Linked DNA regions of Homo sapiens: region 2 is linked to region 1. A link is a loop called in an ENCODE intact Hi-C map of the cell type or tissue named here. Cell type or tissue: heart left ventricle. All regions are shown on one strand. Each heading gives the region's core, and the rest is flanking DNA. Links, peaks and the distances in the headings are about the cores only.

What was found. Hi-C counts contacts between places; a loop is a spot of excess contacts. Peaks named below come from ENCODE experiments on the same cell type or tissue, not always from the same donor. Only the 100,000 strongest peaks of a DNase experiment are listed, where the experiment ranks them.
Region 2: a loop joins it to region 1, with 2.1 times the contacts of the local background. A loop is called at or near these places in 15 of 110 quality-filtered maps.

What each region holds. Positions count from the first base shown.
Region 1 is chr3:64,395,979-64,401,362 of GRCh38, forward strand. No RefSeq gene overlaps it. Among named protein-coding and RNA genes, the nearest start is that of PRICKLE2-DT, 47 kb to the right of the region's middle. In heart left ventricle, for the core only: a CTCF peak has its summit at 3,412 (motif pointing left); no DNase peak of the experiment used is centred there.
Region 2 is chr3:64,176,536-64,181,919 of GRCh38, forward strand. The region is part of intron 2 of PRICKLE2 (prickle planar cell polarity protein 2); the gene reads right to left. Among named protein-coding and RNA genes, the nearest start is that of PRICKLE2-AS3, 8.3 kb to the right of the region's middle. In heart left ventricle, for the core only: a CTCF peak has its summit at 2,895 (motif pointing right); no DNase peak of the experiment used is centred there.

The DNA.
Region 1 (5,384 bases), core at 317-5,316:
TTTGATAAAGCATAGAAAATTCGAAATGTTAGTCCTTCATTATTCTCTTGGTGCAGTGGTGTGCAGCTATAATCCCAGCTAGTGGGGAGGCTGGGGAGGGAGGATCGCTTGAGCACAGGAGTTCAAGGCCAGCCTAAGCAACATAGTAAGACCCCTTCTCTAAGAATCTGCAAAGCATGTAAAATAAATGAAAAGGGCTAAGCTTGTTAGTGCACTACTACTGTGTGAGGCAGAGTTCAAGTAGTTAATAGAAAGGGGTGAAAATAGTCCTTCACAGCCTGCTTGCATCATCTAATAAGGGCACCACTCCCAGGATAAAGGTCTGTGTAGTAAATGTGAATATTTTCACTAGATGTGACAGTCCCAAGACCTCCACTCCTGTTGATGCTGTCCCAGGACAAATGGGGATCTCCTGAGTGCAAGAGATAGATCATATCAGGACAAGGCCTTTGAAGTTCATGGGAATAGAAAGGCAGATGGTATAGAAGAGCAGTAGAAAACATTCTATTCATCAGGGCCCTCTACAGAAACAGAACCAATAGGCGATAGAGACTTGGAGAGATGGAGATAGAAATAGAGGTAGAGATATATAGAAAAATATAAGGAATCAGCTCACACAATTATGGAAGCTGGTAAATCCAACATCAGCAGAGTGATTCAGGAGACCCAGGGAAAGCTGATGGTCCCATCAAAGGCCAGCAAGAGCCAATATTGCAACTGAACTCCAAAGGCAGTCACAGCTGCGGAATTCTCTCTTACCGAGGAGAGGGTCAGTCTTTTTGTTCTAATCAGGCCTTCAACTGATTGGATGAGGCCTACCTACATGGTGGAGGGCGATCTGCTTCACTCAAGTCCACTGATTTACATGTTCATCTCATCCAGGAGCACCCAGAATAATATAGGACCAAATATCCGGGCACCTCAAGGCCCAGCCAAGATGACACATAAAATTAACCATCACAAACAGCCACAAATCAGGCATAGCTTAACTGTCACTGGTTGCGGATTAGTGTAGAAGTTTCCATGTTCCATGGGTCAAGAAAAGTCCAGAAGACTTAAGAATTCTGGAGATTTTACAGAGATGAATTTTCTAGCACAAAGAAAACTCCACTAAAAGGGGTAGGGGGTTGAAGGACAGAGAAAAACCACAGGGGGAAACCATTAACAGATAATGAATCATCATCTCAGCTTAACAGCTCCTGCTGCTTCCTCTCACAAAATAGCATCTTTGCCAGGCAAGGTTATCTGGGAGGGGAGGATTCACTCATAAAAAGAAACGCTGGAACCAGGACCTCTAACTGTGTGTAGGGGTGTGCGCGCGCGCGTGTGTGTGTGTGTGTGTGTGTGTGTGTGTGTGTGTGTGTTAAACCTCCCCAGCAGAATATTTAACCAAGGACACATTTTCCCCTGCTCTAATTCCTTAGCCGTTCCTCCTCCTCTGTAAATCTTCTAAACATTGCAGAGCCTCAGGCTTTGAGCCGGCCCTCAGTGCTAGCTCCATTCTCTCCTTAAATGATCTCATTCACAGATTTAAATACCATCAATATGCTGATGATTCCTGAATTTATTTTCCCCAGCTCAGACCTTCCCTACCAAAGAGCAATTTCATATGGTATGGCTTAATATAGCAACCAATAAAAAACCTCTCACTCATATCATTTTTTTGCTCTCTTTAAAATGATTCCTTCTAGTCATATGATTTGTAAACCCCCCCAAATCATTAAATAATCACCCACCGCCATGTTATATATAACCTGTGTGGATCAGTGATGAGTTCAGACGCAACCTAGGTATACTCACTGGTATTTCAGAAAGCATGGCTTTCTCACTCCTGCCTCTATCCCACTTCTGCTAAACAGCACCCAGCATCCAGGGCCAGGCTGGGGATGTATGAGAGAATATAAAAAGATTAGAAACCTGCTCAGAATAAGTCTTCTGACAGTTGGTTCATGCCTGGGAGAATAAAACTTCCATCTAACAAGACTGACCACCAAAAGTTCTTTTGTTTCCTTTTTGGAAATTTTTTAAGAATAAGGGACAAGTCAGGTCATTTTGGTGAGTTTTATTGGGAAGAACAAAATGAAATTAATCTCCTTGGTATAATTCAGTACATTCACAATTCGCCTCTGCATTTCATGGAAGAGCAGAAGCATACGCTCAGTGGCCAGGCTTTCAGAGCCACTAACGCAGTTCCCATTTTAACATTCCTAGGGAACTGAAGCAGGTTACTGCTAAAATTGGATGAGGCTCAGCGTCTTAACATTTATGGATGTTAAACCAAGCCAGTGCTGGGTTTCCAACATGCCATAGGCTCGGCTCAAGGAATTTTAAACCAATGACAAAAGCATGGGCCTGCTTCCTTGTCAATAACATCAACACCTCCACCCCCAGACAATCCCACTGCCATGGTAAGTCTGGCTTTAGTGTTTTTGATTTTATTTTGTCCCAAGCCTAGAGAAAATGGGGATGGTGGAAGCTATTTAATCTCAATGTCTTTGTTTTACAGATAAACAAGGTAAGGCCCAGAGAAGTCCAGTATCTTGCTCATGGTCACACAGCAAATTTCTCAATATCACTATCTTAGTCTCCCCATCTGTAAATGATAACCACAAGCTGATCTCCCTTGTAGGGTTTCTGTGACTATTAAATATTGTGTCAGACAGACTCAGCACAAGCCTGACCATAAAAAGCAAAACAGATGTTTGGCATTAATAATCCTCTCCAGGCTTATCCTTTGTAGTCAGGGAAGCTGTTAAGATTGTCAGAGAAGGCCGGGCGCAGTGGCTTACGCCTATAATCCCAGCACTTTGGGAGGCCGAGGTGGGTGGCTCACCTGAGGTCAGGAGTTCAAGACCAACCTGGCCAACATGGTGAAACCCCATCTCTACTAAAAATACAAAAATTAGCCGGGCGTGGTGGTGCATGCCTGTAGTCCCAGCTACTTGGGAGGCTGAGGCAGGAGAATCACTTGAACCTAGGAGGCAGAGGTTGCAGTGAGCTGAGATCATGCCACTGCACCCCGGCCTGGGCAACAGAGCAACAGAGACTCCATCTCAAAAAAAAAAAAAAGATTGAGAAATCAGCAAGTCTTGCTGCAGTGTGTTCAAATGTTCCTACCACCATGCATATTTGGTTTAAAAAAAATCAGAAAGGCTACTCTAAAATTAACCCCCTTCTATCTTTGAACTTCACAAATGAGACCCAACAGTGGGGAAATAAGAAGAGGGAAATCTCCTGTTCAAAAACAAAATGGCCTTTCCTACAGACAAAAGATGGCTTCTAGGATGGCAAGGGATTTGTCTCCCCTTTATGAAGTCAGCCTAATTAAAGAAACTTTTCTATCAGTTCTTCAATTAAATACACATCTCCACAAAGGAAGCCTTGTTATGCATGAGAGACTGCCCTCTACTGTGAATTTTCATTAGTGCAGTAGGTGTTGGTTTGGAGACCTGGGGCAGGCAGGGGATCTGAGTCCAAGAGTCTGGAAGAACCTGTGCCAGTGGAGGACACTGACTTGTTCTTCCAGCACTGTCCCCACTGAAATGGAAAAGGGCAACCCTAAGGGTTCTCAACCAAATGAAGAATTCTAGGGGTGCAGCTGAGATAGAGGAGATGTTGCTACAGACTGACACACACATCCCTGCTGTCTCAACCTTGAGGCCAGTTAAGGGCTCACAAGTAGAATAAAGGCTAATCAGCCCCATGAAGCATCCCTAAATTTCAGAGAGATAGCAACTTGTTACAAAATACCAGAGTGGTAGGCTTAAGGAAACAGCCATAGGCATATGAAAATAAGTCTGCTCCTCTTCCCATATTTAAAAGTGGTTGGAAAATTCTTAAAGATAACTCTGCTGTTCTGATGTCTCTTATGGTGCAGCGACCCAGGGGAGGATTTCAGACTGACATAAGAAAGAATGATCCAGTGGTCACAGCTGACCAATGATTATGAGCTTCCATCTCTCAAGGTAATCAAACAGATTCTGGATGATTCCTTAGGGACGGAGAGAAATCTCAAGATTCCAGCTCCAGAAGGAGAGTTAGTCTACATCAGTGGTTCTCAGAGTTTGAGACTTCACAGATCAGAAAAACATCCAAAATAATTTTGGGAAATTACATAGGGTTTAAAGACATTTATAAAAATGATTATTTAATATGACTATGACTTCTTAGAAGAAGAGAGTGTTTAAAGCACATTTAATGGCCAGGCATGGTGGCTCATGCCTTAATCCCAGGACTTTGGGAGGCTGAGCCGGGTGGATCACTTGAGCTCAGGAGTTCGAGACCAGCCTGGCCAACGTGGCAAAACCCTGTCTCTACTAAAAATACAAAAAAAATGAGCCGGATATGGTGGCTGGTGACTATAATCCCAGCTACCTGGGAGGCTGAGGCAGGAGAATAGTTTGAATGGGGAGGCAGAGGTTGCAGTGAGCTAAGATTGCACCACTGCACTCCAGCCTGGGTGACAGAGTGAGACTCTGTCTCAAAAAAAAAAAAAAAAAAAGAAAGAAAGAAAAACACAGGAACAAAAACAAAAACAGGCATCATTATTCTTTACATTGAATGAATGGAGATGAATGCACTTCACAACACTTAATCTTCACATTTTGTTAAAGTGATCCAACAAAAATATTATAACAGAGCAGCACTTGCTTATCCATTACCTTTGCAGAAACTTTCTTCAATAGTCAAAAATGTTGATAAAGCTATCTTCATGTTGGAGAAAAGAAAAGATCCCATCCAATCCGAGTGTTTGCATTTGAACATGTTTGAGCATTTGGAATCAGCAGAGCAGAAGGTTTTGAGAAGGGGCAGAAACAGCACCTGTTGTCTTACCTTCCTGCTCCTGGAGAAGACAGTGCACCATGCAGGGCAGCACTCCCGTACAGGATATCTTAACTTGGGCCTTGTGGTTTAACTTAAGAGACTCCCTGAAAACTGAAAGCTAAATTAGGTGTAGACTACACTTGTTTGAGCATGTGCAGAACTTCCAACAGGTTCACAAAAGGGCCCATGAACTCAAAAATGGAAAGGCGCTGATATAAAAGGATGAATTCCAAAATACATGTTATTGGAACCTGTAGTAGATTGCAATACTGGTCCCAATTTTCACACCTCCCTGCATCCACACCTTTACTCATCGTGGCTATCATTCATGGAGTATAACTACCACTCCTTCCTCACCTTTGACTTGGCCTCATGACTTGCTTTGGCCAACAGCAAATGGGTGGAAATGACAACGTGCCAGTTCCAAATTTAGGCCTTTGGAGGCCTCATGTTTCCCAGCTTGCTCTCTTGTGCCTCCATCCCTGCCAGAAGGTGAGCACACCCTGGGTGGTCCCAGGAAGAGGATGAAAGATGTGAGAAGCACAGCCACTCGGCCAATC
Region 2 (5,384 bases), core at 213-5,212, 220 kb before region 1:
TCCAAAGTGATTCATAATGACACATGCTATAATCCAAAGAAAGAATTCTTTTTGCAAGAGACTGGAGCTTACTGATCACAGGACATTGTTGGAAACACATTTTAGAATACAGGTAACCTTTGTTTCAAGTCAGTTCATTTAAGGCAGTTTCATTTCTGCACATTAAATACATGATTGAGAAGTGACCAGAAAATATGAAAATGAAGGAACTCACTTATACATTACAAAGGATGTATTTCTGACTACCACGGCTACTTTCAGCCTGAGTAACTTGCCTTGCCCACTAAGTTTCAAATGAATCATAAAAACAATTGTGAGAATTCAGTCTTTCCAGTTCCAAAACGCCAAAAGATCAGTGAAGGTAATATCTTGGCCTGCGGGTTATAGTTTGCGTATAGCCATAAAACCCTAAAGGGCCTATATTATGCCACTTTAGAGAAACAGACAGGAAAGAAGGTTTGGTTTGGATGAGCTAGAGTATGACACAATATCTCAAACACCACCAAAATATCACTAGTTTTGTACTGCAGTGTTTTTTAATTAAAATTTTTTATTGTGGTATACACATTACAAGATTTGCCATTTTAACCTTTTTTTTTTTTTTTTTTTTTTTTTTTGAGACAGAGTTTCACTCTTGTTGCCCAGGCTGGAATGCAATGGCGTGATCTCGGCTCACTGCAACCTCCGTCTCCCGGGTTCAAGTGATTCTCCTGCCTCAGCCTCCCGAGTAGCTGGGATTACAGGCACTCACCACCACACCCGGCTAGTTTTTTGTATTTTTAATAGAGACAGGGTCTCACCATGTTGGCCAGGCTGGTCTCGAACTCCTGACCTCGATCCACTTGCCTCAGCCTCCCAAAGTGCTGGGATTATAGACGTGAGCCACCATGCCTGGCCTCATTTTAACCATTTTTAAGTGTACAATTCAGTGGCACTGGGTACATTCACAATATCATGCAATCATCACCACTATCTCGTCACAAAACTTTTTCATCATGTTAAACAGAAACTCTACACCAAATAAATAATAATTCCCCATTTCTCCTCCCCTCAGCCCCTGGTAACCTCTAATTTACTGTCTGTCTCTATGAGTCTGCCTAGTCTAGATACTTCATATAAGTGGAATCATGCAATATTCGTCCTTTGTGTCTGCTTATTTCACCTAATATGTTTCCAAGGCTAATTTCTGTTGTAGCATGTGTCAGGACTTTGCTTGTGGCTATTATTTCACTGCATGTATATACCACATTTTGTTTATCCATTTTTATCTGTTGACGGAATTTGGGTTGTTTTTACCTTTTCACTACTGTGGATAATGCTTCAGTGAATGTTGGCGTACAATTATGTTTGAATCTCTGCTTTCAATTATGTTGCATATATACCTAGGAGTGGAATTACTGGATGATATGGTAATTCTGTTTAGCTTTTAGAGAAACTGCCAAACAGTGCTCCAAAGTGGCTGCACCATTTTACATTGTCACCAGCAATGCACAGAAATTCCAGTTTCTCCACATCCTTACCAACATTTATTTTCCAGTTTTTAAAATTATAACCATCTTAGTAGGTCTGAAGCAGTATCTCATTGTGGTTTTGATTTGCATTATATTAATGACTAATGATGTTGGACATCTTTTCATGTGCTTATCAGCCGACCGTATATTGTCTTTGGAGAGATGTTGATTGAAGTCCTTCAGTCATCTTTTAACTGAGTTGTCTTCTTGTTGAACCGTATATATTCTGTATCTTAAACCCTTATCTATACCATGATTTTATTTCTGTCTCACACTGTATCCTCCTATAGGTAGGCAGAGACCCAGGTGATGGGGGCTCCATATGGAGATATGCCTCCATGAGGATGGCAGCAGAGAAAAGGATGGTTGGAGCTGAACACTGGCAGTGAAAAGCTTTTTTCCTGGATATGATACATGTGACTTCTGTTCAGGTTTCATTGGTGAAAGCAAGTCTCATGGACATGCCTAACTTTAAACGGACTGAGAAAGTACATTCCCCCTTTGTGCCTGGAAGAAGAAGGAACCAACCATTTGTAAATAGCCATAATCCCTGCCACAGCAGGGAAAGAAGAGAGTACTATGTAAACAGGATATTACATTTTGCAAAGGTAAACACAAGTGATTCTCTTTATTCATGGCAGTTATGTGCTATAAAATCACAGCAAACACTGAATTTCTGAATACTAAACATTCCTCCTAGGAGAAATATGGGGTTAGGTTCCTGTGAGCCTCTGGTCCCAACATTTTCGTTAACCCATTAATCCATAACCTTGTTTCATGTGTGTTTCTTTTTAAGGGCAACTTACTTAATATGTATTGTTGATTCATTAACATTTAACTTATGGCCAACAGCACTATAACTCATGCCCAACAGCACTATAACTCATGCCTGACTGAAGATTATCTAACATACATATTTTCTTTCTTTCTTTCTTTCTTTCTTTCTTTCTTTCTTTCTTTCTTTCTTTCTTTCTTTCTTTCTTTCTTTCTTTTCTTTCCTTCTTTCTTTCTTCTTTTTCTTTTCTCTCTCTCTCTGTCTCTTTCTTTCAGACTGAGTTTCGCTCTTGTCATCCAGGCTGGAATGCAATGGCACGATCTCGGCTCACCACAACCTCCACCTCCTGGGTTCAAGTGATTCTCCTGCCTCAGCCTCCAGAGTAGCTGGGATTATAGGCATGTACCACCATGCCTGGCTAATTTCGTATTTTTAGTAGAGATGGGGTTTCTCCATGTTGGTCAGGCTGGACTCGAACTCACTACCTCAGGTGATCCGCCTGCCTCAGCCTCCCAAAGTTCTGGGATTACAAGTGTGAGCCACCGTGCCTGGCCTAACATACGTATTTTCTCCATAAAGCACATCACAGCCTTCTTGCTTTTAGAAACACTAGATGGCACTTCACTATGCTTGGGGCTATTTTAAACAGTGAAATCACCAACAAAAAGCATAGGATGCAAAAAAGTGGCCCTAAATAGACCACTTGTTTATTCAGTCTGTGAGCTGGAATAAGAAAGCATAGAATTAGCTGTTCTACCTCAGCTGGCCATGTATGCATTAGGCAATTCAAATTTTTTATCCCTCAGTGTATGCCTGTTAATGACCACGAGAGTGCTGCAAATATTGATTTTCAGGGTACAAGTAAAGTCTGCAAATGACCATGAAAGTGCTGCCGCAAGTATTGATTTTGGGGTTACAAATAAATTTTGGCAAGTGGGCACATTTGCAAATACAGAATCATGAAAAATGGGGATCAACAAAATTATAAACCATTTGATCACCAAGGAGTAAAGGGCTGAGCCAGGATTTAAATTTAGGTCTGACTTCAAAGCTCATTCTCTATCCATTCCACCCCACTGTCTCCCAAAACTAGTCAAAGGATTACACTCTGTCCTATGTATTTGATGAATCAATGAGCAGTGTAGTCACAGTTCATTCTTCAAGCTTGCAATTCCTGCTAAAACCTTAAATACTAAACAGGCCAGAGTGGCTGCTTAATCATGAAAGCCACATGGATCAGTTTGAACTCCAAAGAAGGTAGAAATCAACTGCATTATTGAGTAATGTGCATACTTTGAATGTTATGTGCGTATGTTATATAATGAGGATTATGGGAACTAACTCAGGCTTGGTGAATTTGTTTCCCCTTTGGTCTGTGCAAGAGAAGTTAATGTGCCCAGGTTCATCCTCAACAAAGACCATGTGGTCCTTGAAGGGACTGCTCCAATTCCTGAGAGTTATCTATGTATGTATGTGTTTATTTATTTTGCGGTAAAATATACAGAATATAAAATTTAGCATTTTTACCACTTTTCAGCAGCATTAAATACATTCACATAGTTGTGCAACTGCTACCACGATCCTTCTCCAGAACTTCTTTTATCTTCCCATACTGAAACTCTGTACTCATTAACCACTCACTTCCCATTCTCCTCCCCTTCAGCCCTTGGAAGCCACCATTTTCCTTTCAGTATCTACAAATTTGACAATTTGAGAATGATTTTTTTTTTTAATAAAGTCTCACTCTGTCACCTAGGCTGGAGTGCAGTAGCACTATCTCTGCTCACTGCAACCTCCACCTCCTGGGTCCAAGCAATTCTCCTGCCTCAGCCTCCTGAGTAGCTGGGATTACAGGCATGTGCCACCACATCCGGCTAATTTTTGTGTTTTTAGTAGAGACGGGGTTTCACCATGTTGGCCAGGCTGGTCTCAAACTCCTGACCTCACGTGATCCACCCATCTTGGCCTCCCAAGGTACCAGGATTACAGGTGTGAGCCACCGCCCAGCTGAGAGTGATTTTTATTACGTGTTGGGAACAAATGTTTTTCTGTGGTAAATTCTCTGAAATTATGGTGAAAATCAATGGGGAGAAAATGAGTCAGACAGTGTGTCTACACTTACATTTAAGTCCTTTCATAAGCAACTTTCCTTCTGTTTTTAATAAGACAATCAAGGATCACAGGGAAGATGCTGGCCCCAGCAATCAGAATCTATAACAAATGAAATGATCTGGCAACTCATTCGTGTGTAGCATTTTCATTGAGAAGACCTAGGAAATAAATCACCACTGATAATTGGGCAAGTTATAGCTTCTGAATTATTAGTCTCAGGCCATTCACTTTGTTATATTTTACAGATTATAGAATTCCGTTTATACAGTACCTCTTCCTGGCTCACGACAGAGTCTTCTGATTGCTCTAGGAGTGGCATGAGAAGCAACAAAAGGTGTTAGCCAACAATTGTGAGAGACAAGCACTCAGCATCAATGAGGCTCAGACCCAAAAAAGCAGTTCTGGCAGGCATCCTTCCGCATCCTGACAGTCCCAACATCCAGACTAAAACAACGCTCATCCTCTTGCTATCACAGTCTTCATCCAAAACTGGAGATACTGTTAGGTGGTTAGCCAACAACATTGCCTTACTCTACTAGTGCCCTTTAGTTTTGGTTATCTATTATAATTATGTCCTTTCTCTTTGTTGCCTATAGCATGCTTTCCCCTTGTTTTAGTTATTCTACTGACAGCTCTTCCAGATCCTTTCGGAAACTAGGCAGAAAATGGATTGAAAAGAAAAAAAAACAATCTTAACTTTTCTACCACATGTTTAGGAAGTAACCTTTGAAAATGGGAGTTTCAGAATCCGTTGTTAATGTGTTAAGTGAAGGGAGCAAAGATGTGTGAAAAATAACAGACATAAAATGATCTTAAAATTCTTAGTATTCATATGATTTTGTTTTAAAGAGAAACTACCCAAAATTATATCTTACTTTGGCTTGAGTGAATATGAACCCAAGGTCTGGTGAATTGATTCAGAAGTATATTGAGATGCAGGCTACTCAAGGCGGGAAGAAAAATCTTTCATGGGTAATCTAAGATGT